7 separate regions of the Mus musculus genome follow, and regions 1, 2, 3, 4, 5 and 7 are each linked to region 6. A link is a loop called in an ENCODE intact Hi-C map of the cell type or tissue named here. Cell type or tissue: left cerebral cortex. All regions are shown on one strand.

Region 1 (4,000 bases), 190 kb after region 6:
CTGATATCCTACGTGGCAAAGGAGGCCTTGAGTGTGTGAGTAACTCAAGGGGAAATGGGAAGATTAAGATTTCAAGGAGGGTGCAGCTGAACAGGGAGTCTTACAAGAAAGGACTGAAGTTGCAATGCTGTGGGGTTAGGAAAATGGACGTGGAGGAAGGGAGTGAAGGCAAAGAAACCGACCAGTACAGGAAGTGAGAAAAAGGGGTCCTCTCACCCAGGTGGTTCAGAAGCAATGCATTCTTGCTTGACACGCCTTGATTTTAGCCCAGTGACACCTCTGACCTATAGAACTGTTACATAGCAAATCTGTTGTGGTTTAAGCCAGTATACTGGTATACTTACCTAGCTTTTTAAAGAAAAAGTAAAAAACTCATTTGTCAAATCTCTGTGTTTGGGGGTATTTTGTTTTTGGTTTTGTTTTGTTTTGTTTTTTACAGTTTGTTTATATGCCACACCTAAAGCCCCAGGTAGGGAATGGAATTTTTGGTCCATTATAACATTCTAACTGGCATAGTCAACATCCAGGCAGGCAAAGTACCATTTCCTTCAAGATGTTTTATATGATTGAGTTTTTCTGTTGCTAACTTAGCAATCATGAACTTTGTGACTTAAAGTAGCACAAATTTGCTACCACAGTTTCTTTTTTTTTTTTTAATTGGATATTTTCTTTATTTACATTTCAAATGTTATCCCCTTTCCAGGTTCCTCCCCCACTCAAAAAAAAAAACCGCTCTCCTATCTCCCCTCCCCCTGCTTCTATGGGGATGCTCCCCCACCCACCCACTCACTCCTGCCTCCCCATCCTGGCATTCCCTTTTCTGTAACACATACGTCTGGTGTGAATCTTTCTGAGCTTGGGTAGGGATATTAGAAGAGCTACAAGTCCTCAACGGTTCTGGCCATAGTGGCCATAGTGTTCCCAGAACTCAGTCCTTTGACACTGGAGGCCCCAGGACCCTGTTCCCTTGCTGACTATCAGCCAAGGGCCATTCTTGTGGCTTCTCACCAGTCCTTGTGCGTGACTCCCTAGACACAGCAAATTCTCCTCATTCTGAATTCCCAGCGTTCTGCTGTTAACTTCTTCTTTCACATGAAGAAAGTTCTCTGCTAATAAGGCATGTAATCTCCCTTTCCAATTTATTTGGTTTTGTGAGACAATGCGTGCCCCAGGCTGGCCTTGAACTGACAATCGTCTGCCTCTATCTCCTAAATTCTGAGATTACTGGCATGTAATCCCACCACATTCAGTCACAATCTCCCTATTTTAATATCCTTAATCTTAATGACCTCTGCAAAGTTTCTTTGCCATATAACAGAAATGTAGTCTAGGGTTGCAGAGAGCCAGCAAAGGCATTTTGGGGTGGTATCTTTAGGGAGCTGTCCTACCCAATACAATTCTCCCAAACTTTACTTTGTGCCAAGACTGTACATGAATCTATTCTGTGCCCTGTCTGGCGCTAAACCCTTGGAGGCAGGAACAGCACAGAAGAATTCATCATCAGCCCATCACTCACTGGCTTCAACGGCTTCTCTAGGAGACAATTTATCTGAGCTGCTACTCCTCCAAAATTAGTCACAGTTGGGGATTTCATAACCACCTCTGCCTCACGTTGAAGGCCAGGCTTTCAAACACAAACAACAGCACTTACTTTTGCTCTAACCTCCTAAACTCCCTTGCTTGACGATGAAGACCACCACTACCTAACTGATTCGACATGTTCTCATGACATCACCGAGGAGGCTGGGAACCTACACCTTTAGCTCTTTCTTTCCTCTACAAATACATTTGAGTGTTTTGATTGATATTCTGAATCTACTTAGTGGATTTGTTGACCTACATAATTACAGCACTGGGGGTAGGTTGTGATTCCATTTGACAAACAGGAGTAGTGTTTCCTACTTAAAACTGCATGAAGTAAGATGGCTTGGCAGAGAGAGGCCATACCTATACTTAAAATAACCCAAATGCCTTGTTGATTTATTCCAAAAAAATACTCTTTTAGTCTATTTCATCAGAAATTCTGGCCCAATACTGAGAAAACAAAGCTAAGAATTAAAGAAAGGGGTGTCTAAAATTTGTGAGAATTTTATGCCAACATTTTTGTTAACTATTATTCAAGCAGAAGAGATATGTTATATGAATGAGCTGGTAAGATCCTCTTACTAGTGATGAGAATTTTAATTGTTTCTCTAGGGAGAAAGTCAAAGTTCTACCCATGATGGAAACAGCATCAGAAATATTAAAGCCACTTAGAAATATGAGTTTGAAACCTTTTGTTCTAACTCTCTACAGTAAGGTGGAAGAGAGCCTCCTTCTGGTCAATTGTATGGAAAGGAATTTTCTTTTTCTTCTTAAAGTTCTTTATCTACTTTCAAGCTGAAATTACAACCAGCTTCTTTTATAGAAAAAGATTCAATAATATTAACACAGAAGAGCAAATAAAAAAATCCTTGTCAACTTCCTTAGTAGAAACAAGCCCAAAGGCACACATACTTCAAAGTTAAGGAGGTCCTGTGCTCTTTCAACTGCAAGGTAATCATTTAGCACAATCAATCATTCCAAACAAAATGCAGCCCACACACTATGCTCTCCAATCCTTCATATATTTAGGACAAACTGTGTAAGCTTAAAAGTGAATTTTAAGTGACTTTTTCTGTATTAAAATATTTATTATTTTGGTGTAGTTTAGATGTAGACTCCTAATATGTATTCATAATAAGTGTACTATAGAAGCATAAATTGTAATGAGAACATTTTAATTTAAAATGCATCAATTTGATTAACTGAGACATTTTTTTTCTATCTTATCAAGTTAAATTATGTTCACAGTCAAATCCCTCAGTAACGTATGAGCTCACCCAGGAAATGTCCTGCCAAGAGAGAGTGCTTGGCACACACTAGGTAGCAAATAAATATTGAAAATGATAAACTTGTTTTTTTTTTATCAAGGTCTATGTAGTATGCCAATTTTCAACCATGTGTAAACTCTTCCAATTAAACGCTAACAAGGATTCCGTTTGTCCCGTGTCCAGCACACCTGAGAGTTTCTTCTCCTTTCATTGAATTGCATTCTGGAGAAGGACATATGTTGATATGAACTGAGCTTACTCTGAGTGTGAAATGCAAAGAAGTACCGGCTCTAGCTCCTCTGAGGACACAGGAGGATCTCAGAGCTGCATCCTAACATCTAATTGTATGGATGCAGACACGGCCACTTGCCAAGAGAGATAGCAAGTGGGGCTTGCACGCCTCCTTTTCTGTGATCTGAGGAAGCCTCCCGAATTCGTTTATTTCTGAGATTTGTTTTATGCTTACTAATGCACACGCATGTGCGTCTATGTGCACATTGTTGTGAGTTCCCATGTGTATTAGTCAGGGTTCTCTAGAGTCACAGAACTTATGGATAGTCTCTAGATAGTAAAGGAATTTATTGATGACTTACAGTCGGCAGCCCAATTCCCAACAATTGTTCAGTCGCAGCTGTGAATGGAAGTCCAAGGATCTAGCAGTTACTCAGTCTCACGCAGCAAGCAGGCGAAGGAGCAAGAGCAAGAGCTAGACTCCCTTCTTCCAATGTCCTTATATTGTCTCCAGCAGAAGGTGTAGCCCAGATTAAAGGTGTGTTCCGCCACACCTTTAATCCCAGATGAAAGGCGTAGCCCAGATTAAAGGTGTGTTCCTTAAACTCGGAGATTCAATCTTCTGGAATCCATAGCCACTATGGCTTAAGATCTCCAAACCAAGATCCAGATAAGGATCTCCAAGCCTCAAGATAAGGGTCACTGGTGAGCCTTCCAATTCCGGATTGTAGTTCATTCCAAATATTGTCAAGTTGACAACCAGGAATAGCCACTACACCATGGAAACTAGAGGCATTGGGGCCCCTGGAGATGAAGATACAGGCAATTGCAAGCTCACTGGTGGGCACTCAGAATCACACTCAGTCACTGGAAGAGCAGCTCTTCCCACTGAGCCATTTCTCTAGAATTCTTACTCA
Region 2 (4,000 bases), 140 kb after region 6:
AATGTAGACATAAACAATATAGCAACACACCTAATTACCATTGGGATTCTATTTAGAGATGGGGCTTTGAGGTTGAATGAAATAATACAGGATGTGTACTAATACAGTATGATTGTTAGGCTCAAAAGGAAAAGAGCCAATCACTATCCATACTCAACACAAGCAACAGCAACTGCTATCATGGAGGGGGAAATGGACTCTTAAATTATAGCTACTAAAATGATTTGGACAATCATAGTAATCAAGTCCCAGAGGATCATGGGCCACTCTTCTATTTTCAAGATATTAGGAAGCAGGCTTTAGTTCTCATGTAATGGCATCATAGATATCTAAAACTATATGGGGTCTAAATGTTATTAGAGAGTAAGAACTCTATCTCAATATGAACAAAACTACTGTCCTGGGAAAGATATTAAGATAAAGAAAAGAAAGGAAATTCCAGATTTTTCATCCTATGAAACAACAAAGTGCCCTCGTTAAACTTGTGAAATTCCTATTGCAACATGTAAGAGGGGCTGTCTGCATAAGAAACAGAAGATCTGTCTAGGATACCCATGGAAGATTATGAGACAATGCTTCTCTTACACAAACCTGAGAAAGCAGATTCAACATCTTTATTAGTTGTCAGCTTAACAAAAATCTACACTCACCTGTGAGATGGGCTTCCGAGAATGCCTGGGGGAATTACCTTGATTCTGTTCATAGATATAGGAAGATCTGCAATCTGCCTAGTGTGGGTGGCACCATTCCCTAGGCAGGGGAAGCTGAACTTGTAAGGCTAGAGAAAGTAAGCTGAACACTAACACACGCACATGTTCATGGCTCTCTTCTTCTGACTATTGATGTAACGTGACCAGCTTAGAGTTTCTGACACTTGGGTTCTTGAGGTTTTGGGGGTGTTGTTGTTATTGTTGTTGTTGTTGTTTGGGGTTTTTTGTTTTTTGTTTTTTGACACTTTGACTTTCTTGTCAGGATGGACTGTAACCTGTAACTACAGCCTAATAAAACAAACCCTTGATCTCTTAGGATGCTTTTGCCAGGGTATTTTATCACAACAGGAATAAAAAAAAAAAAAAAAAAAAAAAAAAAAACTAGACAGAATCTTCTATGTCAATCAGTTTCATTGTCAAATAAAATCTTGCGATCTTGAATTTAGACAGAACAGATTTTAAAACCAAACAGAATTTTGCAAATGGCTTCTTGAAGCATTTCCCAGGTCAGCTACTTTTCTATAAATGCCTTTCAAATATTTACTGCGGTAGCAATCAACCTTGGGTTAAATGTAGCATCTTCTGTCTCTGCCCTCACTGTCTAACGAGCACCAGGTTCATTTATAATATTAAGTTTCTCCTCAGCTGCATTACACTAGGGAAAACTGCATTTCTTTTACAACTTTAATAAATAAGACTATCAACATGATTAGCAACATTTAAAAATATTCTGAGCAGAGCTTTTTAAAAACCCTTTTATTGTAGCTATAGGCTTGCAAAGCAATGAGAAATGCGGTGGGGAACACAAGGAGACTCTCATATTGTCAATAGTTTTCCCTTGCTTACTAATTACACAATCCTCAACAGACAGTTAGACATGAGGTGTGGAAGAAACATCCCCTGAAAGAGAATACACACATGGACTGATTGCCCCTCTGCATTCTCCAAGGAAAATCAAAATAGGATTTAAAAAAAAATTAATGAGGGGGCCTGGAGAGATGGCTCAGCGGTAAAGAGAACTGGCTGCTCTTCCTGTAAAGAGGAGGTAAAGAGGAGCCTGACTGTATAATTTACAGTCATCTATGACTCCTGCTCAAGAGACCAAGGAATCCCTCTGGCATCCACGAGTCCCAAACACTCACATCGTGCATAGTCAAACACGCAGGGGAAAAAAAATCCATACACATAAAATACCATAGTAAAGTGTTTTGTTTTTTGTTTTTTTTTAATTACTGAGGGAAAGGCCCTTCAATAAACCCATCCGTTCAGGAACAAAGGGGTTAAATGTGTTTACAGCTCCCAAGTTAGTTTAGAGATAGCAATAAGGAAGTTTCATGGGACTTTGAACCTCCGTAGACAATGGAAGGTGTTTGTTCAGTTAGCTTTTCCAAAAAAAAATGACTTCCTGCCAAGCAGTTGGCTGTGACACTCACACACAATAGTCTGCACTTCCCACACAAGCCACTGAGAAATACTGATTTCCTGTGGGCTGTTTCCGAGGACTGCCATGATGGGAAGAGTGGGCAGAAGGAGGGAAGCGCCGCACTCGGTGCTTACAGTCTATTTCTAACAGTGCCTGAGAAAGCAAGCGCTGAGCTATTAACGTAATGAGCTTGGATTCAAAATTAAAAAGGGGGAGCCACAAAGCAGCACAGGCCGGCCACGAAGGGACGATGGCCTGAGTCCATAAGGATGTGAATGCCATTACTCATTAACACACACTCCACTTAAGGAAATCCTTAGGAAAAGCAACTGAGTCGAGCTAATGAGTCGCCTCTTCCTCCGATACTGGTTTTCATTGTCTACAGAGGGTTTCCCAACCTCCACTATCTGCTCACTGGACTTGATGGTATATCAACTTATAGAGGGAAATATTCGCACCCGGATGGTGTGCTAGGTCCTTTATTTATTCATCAAAAAAGAGAGAGAGAAAGAAAGGAGAGGAGGGAAGAAAGAAAGATGGATTTGCTCACAAGGCTATAATCTAAGGACAAGTATTGATTGCTGAAACACTAAAGGAATATCTAAAGCCAGGACAATATCTTTCAAGGTCAAGCTAGCGCATGTGTTGTAACACTGTGGACTCCACACAGTAAGGCGCCACTATTCAATTTCAAAAGGCTCATGGCAAAGGTAAGAATTTTAGGTGCCTTTTTTTTTTTTAATCTTTAACAATTTCTCTCCCTCTCTTTGCAAGTTTAACAGTCTGCTTCCTGGTGAGCCAAGCAGACATTACTTAGGAAAATGGGAAGGTTAGCTGGGGAGTGTCTCAGTTTGGTGAGGTTCTGGCCTCTCACATGGGAATTTGGTGGTTCGGGCTCTGGCTCTGTATATTGCACGTGCCAATAGTCTCTAGAGGGAAAGACAGGGGGGACCAGAAACAGGTTGTCCTTGGCTACATGGTGAGTCTGAGGACAGAGTGGGCTACATGAAACCCTGCCTCAAATGGATAGCAATAGAAATAATGCAAGCTCAGGTTTATTAAGGACTTGCCAGTGATGAAGCTTAAGAGAAAGCTCTTCACAAAGGGCACCTCCTTTAAGCCACATCTTTTATACTTACAGATGATATAAGTGAGATTCTGTAAATTGGTTGCTGGCTGAGGCAATAGCACCGAGAAGTAAAGCTAAATTTTACATCAAAGTCCCAAACCTCATACGTTACACCCCTTTCTTGGGACATCCTGTATATCACAAGAAAATCACATCAAGGAAATAAGTCTCAGTCTCTCTCTCTCTCTCTCTCTCTCTCTCTCTCTCTCTCTCTCTCTCCTTCTCTCTCTCTCTCTCTCTCTAAGAATTTTACCTGGATATGAGTCTTAGAATATACTGTTGATTCATATGTAGCAGAGGATTGCCTTATCTGGCATCAATGGGAGAGGAGGCCTTTGGTCCTATAAAGGTTTGATGCCCCAATGTAGGGGAATGCTAGGGAGGTGAGGTGGGAGTAGGTGGGTGGGTGGGTGGGTGGGCACCCTCATAGAATCAGGGGGAGGGGAGGGATAGGGGGTTTGTGTAGGGGAAAGTGGGAAGGGGGATAACATTTGAAATGTAAATAAATAAAATGACCCATTAAAAAATATACTGTTGAGTGCCTTGCAATCCTAATAAGTCCCTTTCAATCCTAATAAGGATGGAGAGAAAGGGAGGGGAAAGGTGAATGTGTAGACTGCCACTCAGCCGGTCTCACCTTGTATTCTCTGTGCTTGCATTTCAATCTAGGAAAAGCAACTTCACAAAGCCAACTCATTTGGTTCCTCTAAGTGTAGCTTAATTATTTGACAGCCGTCA
Region 3 (4,000 bases), 250 kb after region 6:
AGCTTACCTTATGAAGCACGAGGCTGGTGGTGGGTCGTTACTCAAGCTGAAAACTTCCTGTGAAATGTTATGGGAATGTTATGCTTTCTACACAAAATGGACATGTAAAAGTAGAACTACTGTGTATTCACCAGTTTCTTGCTCTATTTGAATTCCTGCCCTGACTTCCTTCAGTGATGGACAATGAGGTTGAAGTCAGGGCAGGAACTCAAATAGAGCAAGAAACTGGAGCCAGGATCTGACACAGAGTCCACACAAGGGTGCTGCTTATTGGCTTTGCTCCTTCTGGTTTGCCCAGACTGCTTTCTTATAGAGCGCAGGGCCAGCAGCAGCAGGGGTGGCACTGCCCACAATGAGCTGGGCCCTTCCCCATCAATCACTGATCAAGAAAATGCCCTATAGGCTTATTTATAACCCAGTCTTATAGAGGCACTATTTTAATTGAAGTTCTCACTATTTTAACTGAAGTTCTAGCCTTTCAGATAACTTTAGTTTGTGTCAAATTGACATAAAACTAGCCAACACACAGGCACACACATGCACGGACGCATGAGTGCGCATGTGCACACAAATCATTCACAGAGAATAGATTTCATACACTATCAAACATAATGATGGTATTTTGGCTTCTCAGTAACAACAGCAGAAGCGATGAAGCAAGGCAGTGACCTGTAAGCTGAGAACGAAGATGACTGACCATGTAGCATTCTGTATCCAACTGAACTATCTGGTGTGAAGGTGGGATAAATGCAGCTTAGAATTTGGAAAATCTTAAAAGCTTCCCCTCCCATCCTAATATTCTCTGGAAGCTGAAGGATGAATCCATGAAAATAGAGAATGAGTATAGAGGACTCATGATTGAAAGGATACAATGTTAGCATTTGCTCTAGGCTCCGCCCAACAGTTACCTAGCAACAGCCAGGTAAGGCTGTAAAGGACTGTTCAGCTCTCGCTCTCTCTCTCTCTCTCTCTCTCTCTCTCTCTCTCTCTCTCACACACACACACACACACACACACACACACACACACCAAGGCTGGTCTCTTCCCCTCTTTCTTCCTCTCTCCTCTCTCTGTCCTCTGTCCCTCACCTTTCTCTGACTCTACTCCCTCCTCTAGGCCCCCTTCCCTTCCCCACCAAATAAACTCCCTTTTATACTAAGCCTGTGCTATGGTGGATAACTCAGAGGGAACGCCTCGGCATGGGCCTGCTGAGGCGCTCACACCATTTTATAAAACACAACACCCAACACAGAGAGAAAGAAGGAGTATTGAGTTCCTGAAGATGATAGAATATCTCTTCCAACGATGATAGAATATCTCTGTATTTGTTCTTTGAAGATTTTGACAACTGGGGAGAACATAGGGTTAAATTCATGGTAAGTAAATTCTTTTCATTAGCCAGCAAGCAACTCGTGAGGCTCAGACTGCAGGATCGCAAATTCAAGCACAACATAGAAACCCCTTATCAAGAAAAAACAAAAAAAAAAAACAAAATTAACAATAAAATTAAAAGTGGGTAGAAGAAAAGAATTACAAAAAAAAAAAAAAGAAAAAAGGAAAAAAGATAATCATTAATCTCAGAACAAACAAATCTTGAACCTTAAAAGGAAAATAATGACGTTCTGCTATAAATTACAAGTAACCAGGAGCCTGGAGCAATGTCTCCGTGTTAACTGCATGATCGGCTTCCTGCAGAGGACAAAGTTCCCAGTGCCCACAAGGCAGCGCGCGACCCATGTAATTCCAGCTCCGTAGGTCTGCCGCCCCCTTCTGGCCTCTGTGGGTACTTCCCTCACACGCCCAAACCTACATACAGACATGCACATGTACACATAATTTAAAATAAAATACTTCAAAATTCAATAAAAAGATTAACCATCTACTGAATGGTGAAAGTTATTAAAAATCTGGATGTGAATTCACCCACATATTTGAATGCATTAAGTGCATTATAAAGGATGGAGATGTGTGTGAGAGACTGGGAGGAAAAGGATGGCAGTAAAAAAGGATGAACCTTCATCCTCCATAGCAAGAAAACGGTAAATAATGGCTAAAACCGAAAACTCAAGAAAGACACGCAAGTATTTGTAAAACACCAGCAAAAATACCTAAGATAGCTTAAGTTGTTTGCTATTTGGCAATGAGGGTTGTGGAAGAAGAGGGTTTCATCAGAAAACCCTGTGCATTTTAGGAAGCACCTTATAGAATTACTTGACCAGGCTGTGGGACTCCACAGCTCTTTAGCCCATCCCCATTCCCGACGCTTCTTTTTTTTTTTCTTAATACATTGTCCAACCTGGCAGGCATGCCCTTTCTCCATTGTGACAGTAGCTGGGATTTTCACCTAACCTGAATTAAGCTTTTTTTTTTCCTAAGTTCTAACAAAAAATCACCCTTTTACTTAAAAATAAAATTACAATGTGTGTGTGGACATGGAATTTTGATTACAAAGAAAAATTTAAATTAATATAGCAGTAATTAAACATGTTGATGGAAGTGCCTAACACAGTGCTTCTCTCTGTAACACTGTGGTTCTCAACCTTCCTTTTATACAGCTCCTCATGTTGGGGTGACCCCCCCGTCATAAAACTACTTTCATTACTATTTCATAACTAATTTTGCTGCTGTTATGAATCAATGTACATATCTATGTTTTCCGATGGGTTGTTTTTTTGTTTGTTTGTTTGTTTGGGTTTTTTTGTTTTTTGGGGGGGGGGGCGGGGCAACTCCCTGTGAAGGGGTCGTGACCCACAGGTTGAGAACCGCTGCTATACTCTTCTATCCGGGTGCTCGGTAAACATGGGCTGGCTATTCAAGCAATAGCGAGAGCAGATCCCACATCATGAATTAATCTAACTTGCAAGGTTGACCTCGCCTCTCCTTCAGAGAGCCCCCCCACCCCCTGCAAAGCTGAGAGCATGTCGCTTAGAATCCAAACGCTGTGAAATTACAAAGCAACGCCAGCCCATGAGGAAAACAAGAATGAGAGAGAACAAGAAATTAAATCAAATCTTCATTAGAGGATAATTAAGGCCAACCCCCTGAATATTTCTGCATCCTCTCCAGGATGCTAATCATAGAAATTGATGGCGAATTGGTTTCTACTCCAGCCACCTCCACCACATGTCTGTGTTTATCACGCCTGCTCTTTGTTCCCAAATACCCTCTGAGGGTCTGAAATCATCAAAAACTAACCTACAACACTCCATCCAACTATGTCCCCCGACTCTAGTATGGGAACTGTACTATCAAGGCTGCTCGTGGCTTGGTCATGTTTTTGTTTATGCATTTCCCTGGCCTTTGGAAGATCAAATATTAACCTGAAATCATCTGGCCTAGTGCAGCCCTAGATTCCTGGAACTTGACTTTCTGATTCAATCAATCTCCACTGAACAGGAGGGCAGAGGACTTGCCGCCAACTGACAGGCCTGCTGAGTTTAACATTTCAGGCTCAAATTTTGGTTACTGTTTAACCAAAGCAGCTAGAAGTCGTTGTCCAGAGCAAAGGACATCTCCCCTTTCCTGGCGACTTGGGCTATTGATCTTGTGCCTCTCGGTTCCCTTTTCTGTCAATTTATGCAAAACCAGCACATGCAGAGGAGGATGGAAACGGTGATAATTAATTTCATTATGACTTTAACCTTAATATATGAGAGCAGACGAGAGTTTAATTAGAGAGTGTCTGACATTAATTTTCTTTTATTATGCAGCGTCTCTGTGCTGCCCCCCTGTGTCAGACCCTCTCGAATCCTCGAGGTTGCAATGCATGATGACTCGTTCGTTGCAGCTTGTGAGAGGACAGAAACGTCAAGCTCTGCGTAAGGTAGTCTTCTCGTGGTTGCACAGAACAGTGACCCAGTTGAATCCTGTGGCCTGCAGCCAATATAGAAGGACGTGTGCCCTGGTCATGGTAAACTATACTTACCTGAGAGCATTGTTACCAAGATTAAGTAAATAAAATAAGATAATATGGCTCTGAGTTCTGAGACCAGTGCCCTGA
Region 4 (4,000 bases), 280 kb after region 6:
TAATCCCAGGACTTGGGAGGCAGAGGCAGGTGGACCTCTGTGAGTTTGTGCCCAGCCTGGTCAACAAAGTGAGTTTCAGGACAGCCAGGGCGACACAAAGAAACCCTTTCTAAGACAGACAGACAGAGAGAGAGACAGAGAGAGAGATGAAGTGTCAATGGCTGTGATACATTCAAGAAAGCTAGCCTAAGAATCTATGGGAAAAAGGAAGAGCCAGCTGAGAGAAGTACTAGAAGCACAGAGAACATAGCAGATGAAATTGTTGCAAAAAAAAAAAAAATGCCCAAGTCTAGAGAAAGAGAAAGTCAAACCCAAGAGGTGTTCAGAACCTCAATGGACATGAACGAAGAAACGCTTGGTAGCAGTTATCATAAAGATGTCAAAAATGCAAAGCAAAGAAGTTTTAAAAGCTATAAGAAAAAAGAAAACCCCAAGTAAGTTACTTACAAAGGGAGGACCATCAGAATATTATCAAGTCTCTCATTAGCGCCCTCTAATCTAGGAAGCATAAAATATGACACATATTCAGCCCCTGAAAATAAGTGACTGCCAGACAAGAGATATAGCATGCAAAATTATATTATGTATATATATACATATATATAATTATCTATTAAAATTGATATAGAAATCAGGATATCTCAAGACAAACATAAGTAAGACAATTTATGAGACCCACCCCACCACCCCAGCAATGCAGAAGATACTTAAAGAGATATTAAACACAGAGAACGAAGAAAGGCAGCCTCGATCATGACAACCCAAGAAAGTTTACATTCCACTAGGGGAATGCCTGAACAAAGAAGAGGTAGGAAGCAATCCATTTTGTCCAGCATAGAGCATCAACAGATTCTTCATACTAATAGGAAAGAGAGCAAACAAAACAATTCAACCAATCAGAAAAATAGCAAAATTACAGACATTACTAATAAGTGCCTCTGAAAATTCACTTAGTTGTAAAAAGCCTTAACTCACCAATAAAGAGACACAAGCCATCTGACTAGATTTAAAAGAATAACTAAACCCAACCTCCTGTAGCCCACCAGATCCATGCCTCAGTGGTATAAAGACTCCCGCAGGCTGACTCGAGTGGTGGGAAGCATTTAAAAGAAGAAAACAAACAAATAAACAAACAAACAGAATATGGAAACAAAATGACAGATGGGATTATGGTGTCTGATGGTTAAAATATATATCTTATCACTATATGATAAAGAAAAATATGTGTCAAATGCTGAGCTTCCTTATAAAATGAACACTGACAGTTGTATAAGGTCAGGTAGGTCTTGATACAATGACAGAGAGTGATTTCAGCATCCCTCCTCTGGGTAGGTCACGGACGCTAAAAGCCAGCAAAGAAACTTCAGAGTTAAACTACACCACAGACCAAATGGACTAAATGGGTGTTTGCAGAACAGCGCATCCCACAGAAGAGAGACACATTGCTCTCAGCAGCCCTCCCTAAAACTGACCACATTCCAGACCAAGTTTTAACAAATCCAAACTTGGATTATCTCTTATATCTTATCAGATCACAATGCAAAAAAAAAAAAATTAATAAAACCAAACCTACAAGAGACTACACATGGAAAGTGAACAGTAAGTTCTTGAGTGACCAGTTGATCACTGAATAAATCAGAGAGGAGATTAAAAGCTCCCTAAAATGAAAATAAAACATGGAATTGCCAGAACCTTCAAGATACAATTCTAAGAGGAAGTCTTATATTATGCTAACATATATATATATTGTATCATACCATATTATATTATATTACATTATTATATTACATTACATAATATTATATTATATTATATTATATCATACTATATTGCCAAAGGATATATCTCGAGGAACCCTAGTTCCTCGAGAACAATCCATGTCCACCAGAGCTCCTGGACTTTATCCTGGATATTGTAACTGTAGATCTTCGTGTTGACTTCTTAAAACAAGGAGTCTGGCGGCCAGAGTGCAGTCTGTGACAGAAATTTCTAGCTGCCCCCAAGAGTTCCTGCTCTTCACCATAACTCTGTGGCAACAAATGTGGCACTGTCCACCAGCGCAGCTAGAAGTTCTGCTTCTTCCCTCAAGAGAGGGTGAGAAGAGTAAGAGATCTCTTCCCTAGTGTTCCTAGCGCCCCCTAGTGTCTGTGCCCTACAAGCTGAAATAGACAGCTCGGAGCTCTGCCTAAGGATAAGGCAGTGGAAGGAATGGGGTAGGTCCGAGAGCCCCCACCCCCAGGAAAGGCACACACACCCCCAAATCCAGGAACAATTAGCAGACTTGAGTGAAAAATAAAATCCCCTTGCTAAGCCGCTGAACTTCAGGGGTTTATTTGGTATAGAAATTGGTGTCCTCCTAAAGGATGTGAAGGAGACTGTTGCAGGTCTCTGAAAAGCGTTCCATCAGAAGTAACAGTCTTTGTGCGTTGGAACCACGGGCAGAATAAGAAGCCTGGCCGTGGACTAGCAGGGATCCGAGCGTGGCGGAAATTGAACAAATATGGAGAGGAACCTGAAGGAGTGATTTATAAAGCAGCAGCCTACGAGCCAGATCTCTGAGCACCACCTATAACCCACCAAAAAACATTTGTCCTTGACCTTGCATGAATATTTGGAGCAGAAGGGAGATGCGGTGTGACATTTTAATTGGCTTACTTTGCCTGTTCTTCAGGAACACGTCACAGAGGGATTCCAAGTAAGAAGGTCTGTTTTGAGACTATTAAAATTGAAGGAGAGTGGTACCACGTGGTTACAATCAGGTGGGACGACGGAGGGAAAAGCCCGTGTTTGGGTGCTCTGTGCTAGCACCAAAGGCTTCTTTCTAAAATTCAAGCACAGATGATACTTATTTTCATATGGATGGATGGATGGCTTAAGTCAGAGACCTGTGTGCACGGGCAATAGAGCAGTGTAGGGTACATTTGTCCAGCCTAGGTGTGCAGCTTATATTTATATCAGTTGAGTTTTGTGTTCTTTGCGCGGGCATTTTGGGGTTGGAGATTTACCGTTATAAATCTGACTGGTATTTTTATAAGTCTCTAATGTTCCCATTTCATGGGGCTAAGGGGAGCTGAGTGAGCGGTAGCTGGCTGTCTGCTGGCCAGCCACAGGGGTGGATGGCCTAAAACTATACGCTACACAAGCAGAAAGTGGCTCCCAGTTTCTCATAAAGTACAGGGTGTCCTCTGTGGTGAAAATACATGATAGTATTATTATTTCATTATGAGTGTTAATAATTAATGCATAAAGAATAAATGACACCAGCGAAGGCTTTTATGAATGCACACTGAATTGCCCAGGCCATAAATATTTTTATTGAGATTTAATAACATATTGTCTTAGTCAGGGTTTCTATTCCTGCACAAAACATCATGACTAAGAAGCAAGTTGGGGAAGAAATGATTTATTCAGCTTACATTTCCACATTGCTGTTCATCACCAAAGAAAGTCAGGACTGGAACTCAAGTAGGTCAGGAAGCAGGAGCTGATGCAGAGGCCATGGAGGGATGTTCTTTACTGGCTTGCTTCCCCTGGCTTGCCCAGCTTGCTTTCTTATAGAATCCAAGAATATCAGCCCAGGGATGGCAATCACCCACAATGGACCCTCCCACTCTTGATCACTAATTGAGAAAATGCCCCACAGCTGGATCTCATGGAGGCATTTCCTCAAGGGAGGCTCCTTTCTCTGTGATAACTCCAGCTTGTGTCAAGTTGATACACAAAACCAGCCTCGTGTGTGTGTGTGTGTGTGTGTGTGTGTGTGAGTGTTAATCTTTTGTGCGAATAAGATTGCCAGTGACTTGAAAGGCAAGACTTGGGGGCAGATCAAAATGCCACCTGTGATTACCCTTGCCCACTTCCTCGAAAAACAAGAACTAGGCTGCCTGTATTAGTTAGGGGGTCTCCCAGACCCAGAAAGAACAGGACATGTTTGTAGAAACACACCGTTCTAAAAGAATTGGCCAGCAATTCAGAAAGGGAGCAGCAGGCAGGTGGAAAG
Region 5 (4,000 bases), 110 kb after region 6:
GAATACTCTTGGAAAAGGAGTCTACCGTTACACATATATGTAATCAATTCTCTAAGAACCTCACATGCAAATATTTTTATCGGACTCCCCACCACAACACAACACTCCTCCCCCTAACTCCTCACAGATTCAGCCCCATCCAGCCTTCATTTCTCCCTCACAGCTTCAAGTCCTTTGTTTATTATGATCCACTGAATGCAACTCTTGCTGACCCTAGAGCCATCTACTGGAACATGGACGATCTACCAAGGACCATGCCCCTTTAAAAAAAATTGACTCTTATTCTCCTAGCAGCCATCAACTGTCAGTAGCTCCTCTTCAAGGGGCAGAGCTTGTGAGCCACTTCTCCCTGCTTGCTGGAAAGTTGATTCGGCTTGATCTTGTGCAGACAACCACAGCTCCTGAGTTCACAAATTCAGCAATCTTATCATGTCCAGAAAACTGTTTCACTGTAGTCCTTCCAACCTCTAGCTCTTACAATTCCACCCCTCACCTTTTCTACAACGTTCCTTAAGCCTTGAAGGTTTGAGGTATGGTACAGATATCCCATTTATGGCAAGACAGTCCATAGACATGTATTCTCTGCACTTGAGCCAGCTGTGGGATTCTGCATTACCTACTGTATATTGCACCAATGAGCCTCTTTGATAAAGACAGAGATGTGTCATCTATAGACCTAGTGATATTTTATCCCTCGATCTGCACACAAATCAGTTCCAAACATTCACACTTCAGCCCTAGACTTGAAACTCTTCTTCTAGAGGAAAGAGAAACATTTGAAGCTATACAACCAGATGAAAGGAAATAGGACCAACAAACAACAAGTGGGGCCTCATGGAATTAAAGATCTCCTGTAATGAAGCCAGAGACCTCGAACTGGACTGATGGCTCATTGCAATGAGCATTTGCAAGTAAAGATGTGTGGACAGAGGCACACACTGTGGGACACACAGTAACACACTACAGTTCCCACAATGAGATGTTTTCTATGCTTTGTTTGTTTGTTTGTTTGTTTGTGGCTCTTTCATTTTGGGGTGAGGTTGCAAAGAGATATGAAGGGATGGGATGGTGAGTGAGACTGAGGTGCATGATGTGAAACTCATGAAGATTCAATAAAAGGTAAAAAAAAATCTGAACTACAAAGTGTATCATTACTCTATTGAAGAGGTGGTCTATGGTGTGTGTGTGTGTGTGTGTGTGTGTGTGTGTAGGCACAGGCATCCGCTCATAGGGGAATCTTTGCCAGCTATATGTCTGACAGAGGATTAATGTCAAGGATATAAAAAGAACTCAAAACTTAAACACCAAAACCAAAACAAACAAACAAACAAAAAACCAGACAGCCCAATTTTAAAAATGGACAATGGAACTAAACAGAGACTAATAAGAAATAATTATAAAATAAAATATATAATTAAATAATTTTTAAAAGTGTCCTGCATCTTTAGCCATCATGGAAATGCAAATGAAGATGGCTCTGGTTTTTATCTTCTGTCAGACTGGCTAAGAATAAGAAAATAAATGACAGCATAGGTTGATGGGGATTTGGGGAAAGGTGACCCCCCCCAATCCAGTGGGGACGCAAATGGTGCAGCCTCTATGGGAGTCAGTGCCAAAGTTTCTCAAGAACCTAGACTAGACATCTCACGTGATCAACTCACACCACTGCTGAGCATTTACTCCAAAGCTCCACATCTTACTGCAAATTAAAGATTTATATTCAAAAACTCTACTAGTTGAGAATTGCATAACTTTCTGACAGATGAGTTCTAACTGATATGGAGATTTCAACTGAAGGTTTCATATTGACATAAACAACAAATGGTATAATAAAGTGCATTTGTAGGTTTTTTTTTAATGTAAAAGAAGCTCTCTTTCCATGATTCATGGACAATTATATCCTGATTTGCTCTGGTTATCATAGGGAAGAGTGGGGTCAGGCAGAGAGTGAAGAGTGAGTATTTTGCTGGTAAACAGAGGACAGAGAATCCATGTGCAGGATATATGCCTAGGATATTTCTCCCTCTGGTAATAATAATCTTTCCCATAGTCTTATATAAGAAGACATCATCTTCTTTAATAGAAGCAATACCAAAAAAAGAAGAAAATGAAAACAACTAGCAAAAACAGTCAACAAACTCTTCAATCGATTCGGTATCTTGCCTGTGACATTTTGTTTCACTTGGCCCTCTGTGTCAATAAACTCAATAAAAGCAAACATTTTGCTTCTAAGAGACATCAGGGAATTCAGTAATGCCTAGAAATCTCTCAAATGGTAGTTTATGTAAAAACCATAGTTTATGGTTTATAAAAGCATAGATAGAGCCTTACATATGCTCTATGGTTTTATTTAAATATGTATATGTGTGTGTGTGGAGGGGGGAGGGAGAGATGGAGGAGAGAGATTATATTTAAAGATGGGAGCTACATTTTATATTTACCTTCCATTTTAAAAATCCCCATGCTCCGTGAACATCTGCAAGCCAATGTGTTGTGTTTACCGGACAAACTAAAATCTCAGTACATCTTCACTTTGTACTATGGACACATTACTCAGGTATTGTACAATACTACTTCTGTATTCAGCATAATCTTTTTTTGTTTCGTAAATATCTGAAAGAGCAAAGAAATGATGATAATAAGAATACATACACAAACTAGCACAATTCGAAGCTTCATTTTCTCAGTCCTAGTTTGGATTGTGTGGATGACTTGGAATCTGAATTTTGCTAACACTTCCTGTCTCTTCAAAGTCTATACCAATGCCAACTTTGCATTTTTAGCCTTTGTCTTTATTATGAGTACCAAAAATAGATGGGAGCGTCTGTTTTTAGAGTTGGGGGAGAAACATGTTCACACTTGCATAACTCACGCAGTTGGGAGAGCTTGGAATCAACGGTCTCCAGGAAAGCATCCGTGAAAAGAGAAAGAGCTTTCAAACCTCAGTGGCTCCAAAGAGAGAAAGACTGGAAAAGAATTGTAAGGAGATGGAGAGCCTGTGACACAGGGCATGGAGATGACCCACATCCAGAGTGAAGAGACCTTTATTCTGGAAACACTATGGTTTAGAAATTTTCAGATGCGTGAGTTGGGAGTGGGTGTGGTTATCAGTAAAATTTCCTGAGTTTACAGATGTTTGGAGCTCCCATGTTAGCTAAACAACACTTAGTCGGAGAATATAATTTTCAGGATGGCTTTTGTGGTGAGGATGATATTGAGAAAGCTGGTTTGCAGGAGGCAATAACCAAAATTGAGCTTAGCTATGTTCTCAGAAAAGAGGGAAAACGTGGAACCAAATAAATGTCAGAAAAGGGCCAGTGTGCTGGGGTTGGAGGTATGGGAAGAATCAAACAGCAGAAGCCACTGCAGGAAAGGGCACAATTCAGGGAGACTGAGTACTACACTTCTGAAAGGGTTTTGCTTAGAAAGTGAAGTCTTAATGAACTGTGTACTCAGAGTGACTTCGACAATCCAGCATGCAAACAGGCGAACACACAGTCCCCTGTCAGAGAACAAGGCATATGCCCAATGTCTGTGTGGGCAGATAAAGTGAGCCTGAGTTGCTGTAAGTTAACATTCCCAAGAAAGCATGATTAGTCACTTGGGTCCCCAAGGACGAAGCTTGTGTGTGTCCCTATCTGCTGGTAATTATCTATTCACATCCTCAACACTACCTTCTCAAGACGTGGGAAACTTGTTGGCCATTCTTCACTCCATTGCAAAATCAACAACAGGATGTCTGTGTTCACAGTGGCGTTCACTCCCTATTCTTATCCTGGAGCTAAGGTTTGCTGCTATTGCCTTTGACAGGGACCAGTAAGATTTACCCTCTCCTCCCTCTCCCTTCTTCCTTCCCCGTGTGACAAAGAATGCTCTCATGAACTCTATGAGTTTCCTGAATCTGGCATGTCAACATGATGTCAATGAAACATGTTAATACAATTCTCTGAGTTCTTGCCAGATCTAGTGTAATTGAGTGTGCTCATATATGAGTGAAACC
Region 6 (4,000 bases):
ACCAGTTTAGATTTCAGGAAGCAAGTGCCAGAACCTTAATTGTGACCTTTTCATTCTAGTGTCTGGCCCATGCAAACTCAATCAGGTTCAGGAGCCGATAATTACAATAAAAGTTCCATGTTCCATAGAAGCTAGAGGAGGGGAAGGGGTGTCTCCTAAGTTCCCTACAATTAAACGTCAATGAGGAGCAAAGACCACAGCGATAACAGAAGAGGGAAGTTGCACTAAAATGAGTCGCTAGATTTTTTTTTCAAAGATGTATTTATTTATACCCGTGACTTATTTATATTTAAAAATTCATACTGTCTTTACAATACATGTGGTACTTAGAGCTGCAGAAGTCCGATTTTGACGTACAGTCGCCCAGCTTAGAATGCATTTCTGCACAATCCATGGAGATCAATAGACTCGGGGAAACAAATATGTTGATGGATGAGGACGGCTCTGAAAACAACCAGGTTAAGGTAGCCACGTTGCTGGTTTCACAGTTATTCTCATGCTGGCAGAACCAGGGGGTTACAAAGGATTCCTCCCTTTTTGTAAAGGGGAAAAGGGAAAGAGGGGAAGAAGGAGGGAGGAAAAGAAGGGAAGAGAATGATATGGATAGTGAGAAAAAGAAGAAAGAAACGGAGGATGGTGAACAAGAAAGAGAAACCCAAAGAGGGGCGGGGGAGCAAAGCTAGGATGTATGGATGCTAGCCAGCCACCCAGCCAAGTGCTCCAGTACCCGCAAGCCTGCATCCCTCCCTAACAGACTCTGGGATCAGGCTGTAGACTTAGGGCTCCCTGGCGCTGACAGCCTTCCCCACAATGCCAGTGCAAGCAATGTGTGATGCTCCAAGTAGCCCAGAGCATCCAGCCCATCTGAACCCGCCACTCCCTGGACCGTGCTCACCACCGCCGCCCCCCCTCCCCGACTTCTCCTTAGCACCCCCACCCCATCACTAGTCTCAGGGTGGGGGGTAAATCTACAGGAGAGCAGCATGGGGGAATCAAAAAAAGGAGAGTGGAGGAAGCAATCAAAATAATTTTTAAATAATGTGATAATAGATGCAGGGGAAGTGCCAGGGAGGGTGCCCGTGGCAAGCACCTGGGTAGCACAGCATGCTGTTGCAAATCCCCCAGGCTGCGTGGGGCTGGGCGATTTTCCACAAAAGGAACTTTGCAAGAAGCGCGGCGGTTTTGCAAGGCGTAGAGGAGATCGCAGCGTTACCTGGCCGAGGTCAACGCCGGCGGGCCGGCCGAAATCCTCAGGTTTGCGGTCCTGAGCCACTTGATCGGGTTACTATGGAAATCGTCTTAGGGAGGACGCGAGCAAAGCAGGAGCCGGGCACATCGTCGTCCGCCGCCGAGCGGGCGCGGGACCGGGCGCGGCGCCTCTTCCCCCGGCCCGGCTCGCTCTTTCTTCGCTCTCGGCCGGGCCGCGCCTCCCCGCCCCGCGCCGCCGCCGCCGCCGCCGCCGCCGCCGCCACCGAGCAGCCCGCGGGCCGAGCCGAGCTCTCGCCGCGCGCAGCCGGCAGCCGAAGCGCGAGCTCGCAGCAGCCGGCCTGGGCGGCGAGTGGCGCTGTTTCCCAGCCGCACAGCTGGGATTTAAAGAGACAGACCCGTCGCCCGGCTCTAGGGGGCCCTGGCCAGGAGGGGAGCCCCGCAAGCTCACCCAAGGTTCACCCCGAGAGCCCAATAGCCCCAGCCCGCTCTCTGGGTGAGCAAAGTTTCCTGCGGAGAGCACCTCTTCCGTGACCTGCCTCAGCCACCTCTCCTGACTGCAGAACAGGCTGCAAGGAGAGTAAGGGTTTAAGGGGGAAATGATTTGTATGCTCAACAAGTCATGCACCTATTTTCAGCCGCTCTGGCTTCCGTCCTTGTGCACCGACTTTTTCATTGAAAGCACACAGGCAAACGCGGGGGAAGGGGGGGAGGGGGAGGAGACTCTTAGTTTCATGTCAGACTCTAAGCAGAGATGCGTGGGTTTGGAGGAAGGTAGTGGTGGAAAGATATAGCTGTCAAATACCTTGGATTCCCACCCCTACCCCACCCCCACCCCCCCTTCCAGCTAAAGTAATGTCTCCTTTTCTCTTCCTACCCAGGCCTGGAGAACGTGCTTAAAGGTACATTTCAACCACTACTCCAGCATCGTTCAAATGCTCCCTTTCTCTAACAGCCTTTTCCCTGCAGCTAGGAACACAGGGTTGAGGGTGAGGTGGGGGTGTCTAGCAGAAAGAAGACACTAGTCTTGCCCATTTCTACCCAAACTCAAAGCTACTTCTCAGTGAGCACATACATCAGAAACAGACCATGATAAGCAACATGCATAGTTTGCTACTACCATGCACAGGTGGAACTAAAGAAATTACAACCCAATAGGTTCTCCACTCCAACCAATGCTCTTCATCACTTCGTATACGACCCGACCCAGGACCTTTGTTGAACTTCAACACAAAACTTCCCCCTGGAGAAAAGGAAAGGGAATTCTCTTGAGATACACAGATCGTGGATGCTTCATAAATATGGAGGGGGCTAATGGAAGCTGTCCTGGGGAGGGGCGAACCCATGTCTAGACTATCAACACCTGGCAAGCAAGATTTATTCATATTCCTTCTTTCAGTCTTAGACTTTATAGGTTGTATGAGCTGTGAACATAACCTTCCCACCATAGGGCTTAAGTTTCTCTCTGGTACCTCACTATCCGCTCAGCTCACCTCTGGAACCCACACCTTGCATCACCATGCAACCTTCATGAATGGACTTTTGGTTTTGGTTTTGGTTTGTTTGTTTGTTTTTGTTTTTGTTTTTGTTTTTGACCTTTCCTCCAGAATAAGCCTTTCAGACAAAGAAATGTGGCCTTGTAAGTTCCTAAGTGCCTTCAAGAAAGCTTCTTATACCGGACAGTGGCTAACAAAACAGCATCATAATAAAACAGACTCTTGAACAGAAACTACTGAAACAAAGTAACTGAGACTACTTAACAGGTCCACAACATAAAGTTGTGATTCACAGTTATAGGCTGCAGAGTCCACCGTCTAGATGCCAGCTCTTAATCAGAGGAGAGACTGGTTTCTGTCTCTGACAATTCAAAAGTTTTATCCCCGTGGATGCTGATGTGTTGAAACATCTCTTTGAAGATATTTAACTCTGTTAGAGAAAAATCTTCATGGTATGGTCAGCATCCAAAGGCTCCACCTGCTGATGCTGTTGCATTGTCCAAGGTTTCAGCATGAAACCTGAAGGGACACAAACACTCAAGCCACAGCAAAGTGTCTTTCAAACCCTGGCATGTCACATGACCTGCAGGAGTTACATAAGCAAAGATTTAGGAGTTCTCGAGACCAACATTCCCCATTCTATTGGTCTAGGAAACTCATACGTATTTGTGTTTCAAACCTGATCCAACTTGATGTTCATTTTGCTGGTCTGGGTTGGACTTTGAGAAACACTGGGGGTGTCTGAGAAATGCTGGCCAGTGGCTTCTCAGATCTTAGTCCTTGGCCACTTCATGCCTCACAACAACTCCAACAGGTGACAGTCATTACCTGTGCCATGGTTTTCCACTCAAGCCACATTCACTCTCCCCCCTGTCAAGCTTGAGTGTATCTTCCCACCACGGTATCCAGGCAACTTTTCCTCATCTCCTAAGAGGGTGCTTTCTCAGAATCCGCACCAAAAAGCTGCAGGTCCCACACCCAAGTTTGGGTGCCACTCCCCTATGACATCTCTTTGCTTACCTGCTACCTACTAGGCATTATAATAATAGGTTTATTAGTCTCCCTAGACTCTGTGTGTGTGTATGTGCGCGCGCGCGTGTGTTTGTGTGTGTGTGTGTGTGTGTGTGTGTGTGTGTGTACTGATGGGAGCCTATTTTCTTTCCACATCCAAGTGCCTAAAACCCTAAGGCAGTGGGTGAAGCCCATCTGCAGCAGCCAGAATGAGAAAATACAGTAAGTGAGACTTTGATGTGAGTCTTTGATGGCTACTAAGTGCATTGATGACCAAAGTCAAAACT
Region 7 (4,000 bases), 110 kb after region 6:
TGTTACTCAATGCAACCCAGAGCCTAAATCATTTTAGGGAATAGGATAGGCCACATGCCAAAAGATCAGTTATGCTAGACAATATGAGAAAAGAGGGATCAATAATTCCTTAATCTACTTTATTTTAAAAATAATTTATAGCTGCATTTGCCTCATCTTTTGGTATCATGAGATATAATCTTAGCAACAGCCACCCTGTTGTGTTTGATTGCTAATAGGAAAGGCTGGAATAGATGTAGTTACAATCACCGGTATAGAAGTTTTAGCAGCCCAAACCCATGGTGTAAAACCACCATGTCTTCCAAATATAGTTCTCATCATTTTAATTCGAGCTCCATTTACCAACCTGGGAATGACTAGAAGACATTCTACAAATGTAGCATAATTTAGTTAGGCTTTGAGTCAAAAGCCATTAATGCTTATAAGTGTAAGTTGATACCTGTATTATTCAATATGTATTTTGACTCATTTTTTTTCTGAACAATGTGGACAAATGAATCACTTGTCAGTTCTACATCAGATTGAATATGTCTCTAGAGACATCATTAGAAGGTAACAACTGCCGGCCAACGGCATGAAATACTTCTTTGCATGAGCTACAATTTACTCAATGAAATATTTCTTTCAGGCCAGTTCATCTTGAATGCATTTTAGTTTTTGAGTAATTACCAACATTCGTCTTTAAAAGTTACTCCTTGGGGCCTAGGTGTATGTAGATCATATACAGAAAAGCTTATTTCATCTTAACAACCCCTCAGAGCTTTAGATTCTGTACTATTTAGACAAGAAGGCTAATACTATCTCTAACTCTATGAGAGGCAAAGGAAAGCAGTGGATGAAATGGCACTGAGTGGTACTGCAGTTGGGCAAGTGGCTTTGACAGTGAGTGGTGATCACCATGATGGGGCTTCTAATTCTGCATTATATTTCTTGAAGTATTCTCAGGGAAATATTTTATGGAGAGCTGAACTTAGAGAGGTGCCAGAGTAAACCTGCCTAGGGACTCATCATCAGTCCAGAGGCAGATAGTACAAGCAGGAGGAGATCATCTAGCTTTTGATCAGATGGATGGGTGAACTACAATTTTCACATTCTCTGTTCTCTCTTAATTTGATAGCACATGACTCCATAGTCTAAGAAATGTATTGTCGTTTTTAAAAAGATGCTCTGATGAAACACTTGGATCTTTTCTGATGTGATGAAACAAAATAGAAGAAAATGGAAGTCATGAATAAAAACAAAAATTGGGTTATTTCCAAGTTTTCCATGCATTGGAATATTTGATCTGGTGTGTGTGTGTGTGTGTGTGTGTGTGTGTGTGTGTGTGTGTACACGTATGTATGTACGTATATCTAGAATAGAAGTTAGAATCACTATGTTGTTCATTATGAAGACTCAGGGAGTTTATTACAATGGTCATTTCTCCTAATCTATCATTTGAGGAAGGTGGGTAAGGTACTTCTTTTCAGTTCTAGGATGAACACCACTGAACTCCAAGTGTCGCAAATACAGCTGAACATTCACACTCTTCATCTTCAAGTGAGTCCTTCTTGCTACTCCGTAATCCTTATATGCCTATCTTGGCACATTTGTCATAGTGATTCCTCAATTCCGGGTCCTACTTAACCATCCACATCAGGTATATGTGAATTCACACTCTGACATAGGCACAGGCCTAGCCCTAGAGTTTGGTTTGTTAGGAGTCCGCAGTACAATGGTGAGACCTCTCAAAGCAGTCTTGGCAGAGTTAGCTCCTGCACAGTCATAATGAGCAATGACTGAGATTCAAGGGTTTTTCTACATATTGATTCAACCATTATTTTTCCCACGTGCATTTGTTAGAAGGCAAAGTTGGAGAATTGCATCAAATCTTTAAAAATCAGATCGTGTGCCCACTATATTAATTACATGGTCCAGCCTTACTTTGTCCTTCTAAGAAATTGCTAAATGACCTACTGTTGCCATTAAAAGTTTGGTCCTGACAGTAGAGAGTGAAACCAGGAGACTATGTTAAAATTAGAATAAGCTTTAAAAGGAATCACACATCTGACCAAGGTGGTAAAATTAGCTAAAATATCTGCCAAAGAAAAATGGGAAGTTCTAAGGCACCAGATGTCTCTGTGGGCTCCAGATTTGGAGTTCTCTCTTGCCTTTGAAAGCTTCTTTCAGAAGTATTGAGCCTTATAATGCATGTGGCTTAGCATATGGGCTGTTATTTTGCACTTCTCTACTCTGAGTCTGCCTTCTCAATCAGGATCTCAGCAACTTTTCTAAGCTCAGTGATTATCTGGGGGTATGAGGTTTTCAAGAGAATTAAGCAAAAGTTGTGTGTGTGTGTGTGTGTGTGTGTGTGTGTGTCAATGAGATGTAGTATTTCTATCTTCATTTACATTTCCTTATAAAGACTCAGCACAAAACGATTCAGAGTACATTCTTCCTTTTTAAGAAAGTCTTTTATGCTACCATTGGTAAGCTTGATCTTCTTGTGCAATTCCTAACAATGGGAAGAGGACTCTTTTGCCAGGTTTTGGGACCCTTTTCTTCATTCTGGGTTGCCTCCTCCATCCTTAATAGAAGGGGAGGTGACTAGTGTTGCTGCAACTTGATATGCCATATTTGGTTGCTATCCATGGGAGGCCTGCCCTTTTCTGAAAAGAAATGGAGGAGAGTTTTATTGGGAGGGGAGGTGGGGGTTAGAAACTGGGAGAAGAGGAGGGAGGGGAAACTACACTCAGGATGAAAACTGATGGTAGTGGTGATGATGATGATATGATGAAAGTCTTTTACAATCTGGGCAGTGGTGATGCACAGTTTAAGTCCAGCAGTCGGGAAGCAGAGGAAGGAGGATCTCTGTGAGTCTGAGGCTAGCCTGGTCTATAGAGCAAGTTCCAGGACAACCAAGGATATACAGAGATAACCTGTGTCAAAAAGAAAGTCTTTTATATTTTTTTTTGCTCAAAGTGGAGTAGTAGATACAAGCAGTCTCCTCATATCAAAAGTCTTCATTTTTATTTTTTTTCATAAAGGGCAATTTAAATGGCTAATACTAGAGGCACGTGTTTCTCTTCAACAACAGCAATTTGCTAGTCCAATGATGGCATAAGAAGGGATAATTAAAATAACAAAGAAAAGATCTATAATATAAAAGAATGAGTTGCCTAATTTCAAAACAGATATTTTCATTTTGATTTCATTTTTCTTTAAGGATTGTCCAAATATTTCACGCTATGGTCTAGAAAAATAAATTACTGTGGTGGTAAAATACTGACCAGCAAATATTACTTGATGCCCTGAATGTGAAGAGCTTGCTAGTTTACTCATTTTTTTTCAACATTTCAAAGGTTATGTATGTAAAGAAAGGCTAAATAGATGCTTTCATACCTCTTGATAAATGAGTAATAAGAAACATCTTTTTCTTATTACTTCGTTATGTGTCTGAAGAAATCCGTTATACAAACTCAATTTCAAGCTCTTTGGGGGCGGTGCTATACAGATGGCTCGTTCATTTAGAGCATTTGCTGCCCTATTAGAAGCCCCAGGTTCCGTTCCCAACACCCACGTGGCAGATCACAATTGTCCTAAGTTCACTTCTTAGAGATCTGACACCCTCTCCTGGCTTTGTGGTTGCTGAGCCTGCATTACGTCACTGAATCTCTCCCTTTCTTCCCTCCAGCCCCTCAAGCATGCTCTCCAACCCTTCTTATGTTCACCTACCAACTCTCAAGCTGATTGCTTCTTTTTCACTGATATAAATGCATATATGTACGTGTGCAAATACATGCATATATGTATGTGCAAATACATATACATAACCTGCTGAGTTTGTGTGTGTGTGTGTGTGTGTGTATTTATGGTTTGGGGGCTCACAATTTAGGATTGGGACAACCAAAAAGGGAATTCTCTGTCTAGGGTCATGATCTTGTGAAATTCTCCTCTGTCTGCATTAAACTGCCATTTTTCTGATCCTTTTTCTACAGCCATTTCTCGAAGAGACCATTTC

What was found. Hi-C counts contacts between places; a loop is a spot of excess contacts. Peaks named below come from ENCODE experiments on the same cell type or tissue, not always from the same donor. Only the 100,000 strongest peaks of a DNase experiment are listed, where the experiment ranks them.
Region 1: it touches region 6 in a loop (3-fold over the local background); 9 of 42 quality-filtered maps call a loop at or near these places.
Region 2: a loop joins it to region 6, with 2.2 times the contacts of the local background. A loop is called at or near these places in 3 of 42 quality-filtered maps.
Region 3: it touches region 6 in a loop (2.1-fold over the local background); 2 of 42 quality-filtered maps call a loop at or near these places.
Region 4: it touches region 6 in a loop (8-fold over the local background); 6 of 42 quality-filtered maps call a loop at or near these places.
Region 5: it touches region 6 in a loop (2.4-fold over the local background); 4 of 42 quality-filtered maps call a loop at or near these places.
Region 7: it touches region 6 in a loop (2.8-fold over the local background); 4 of 42 quality-filtered maps call a loop at or near these places.

What each region holds. Positions count from the first base shown.
Region 1 is chr10:110,648,752-110,652,751 of GRCm38, forward strand. No RefSeq gene overlaps it. Among named protein-coding and RNA genes, the nearest start is that of 9230102K24Rik, 50 kb to the left of the region's middle. In left cerebral cortex, a CTCF peak has its summit at 2,315 (motif pointing left); DNase peaks (open chromatin) are centred at 1,565 and 2,300.
Region 2 is chr10:110,598,378-110,602,377 of GRCm38, forward strand. 9230102K24Rik (RIKEN cDNA 9230102K24 gene) reads left to right here and starts at 2,273. Exons shown (of 3, transcript NR_028438.1): 1 at 2,273-2,843. In left cerebral cortex, a CTCF peak has its summit at 2,174; a DNase peak (open chromatin) is centred at 2,207.
Region 3 is chr10:110,704,135-110,708,134 of GRCm38, forward strand. No RefSeq gene overlaps it. Among named protein-coding and RNA genes, the nearest start is that of Gm36751, 22 kb to the right of the region's middle. In left cerebral cortex, CTCF peaks have their summits at 1,766 (motif pointing left) and 3,718 (motif pointing left); a DNase peak (open chromatin) is centred at 3,708.
Region 4 is chr10:110,731,393-110,735,392 of GRCm38, forward strand. No RefSeq gene overlaps it. Among named protein-coding and RNA genes, the nearest start is that of Gm36751, 4.8 kb to the left of the region's middle. In left cerebral cortex, a CTCF peak has its summit at 2,140 (motif pointing left); a DNase peak (open chromatin) is centred at 2,131.
Region 5 is chr10:110,567,855-110,571,854 of GRCm38, forward strand. No RefSeq gene overlaps it. Among named protein-coding and RNA genes, the nearest start is that of 9230102K24Rik, 31 kb to the right of the region's middle. In left cerebral cortex, no CTCF peak of the experiment used is centred here; DNase peaks (open chromatin) are centred at 2,471, 2,831 and 3,534; H3K27ac peaks cover 1,427 bases.
Region 6 is chr10:110,454,437-110,458,436 of GRCm38, forward strand. It overlaps a transcript of Nav3 not described here. Among named protein-coding and RNA genes, the nearest start is that of 9230102K24Rik, 140 kb to the right of the region's middle. In left cerebral cortex, a CTCF peak has its summit at 1,605; DNase peaks (open chromatin) are centred at 53, 787, 1,133, 1,613 and 1 more place; H3K4me3 peaks cover 2,231 bases; H3K27ac peaks cover 2,308 bases.
Region 7 is chr10:110,561,546-110,565,545 of GRCm38, forward strand. No RefSeq gene overlaps it. Among named protein-coding and RNA genes, the nearest start is that of 9230102K24Rik, 37 kb to the right of the region's middle. In left cerebral cortex, no CTCF peak of the experiment used is centred here; DNase peaks (open chromatin) are centred at 1,766 and 2,173; H3K27ac peaks cover 1,269 bases.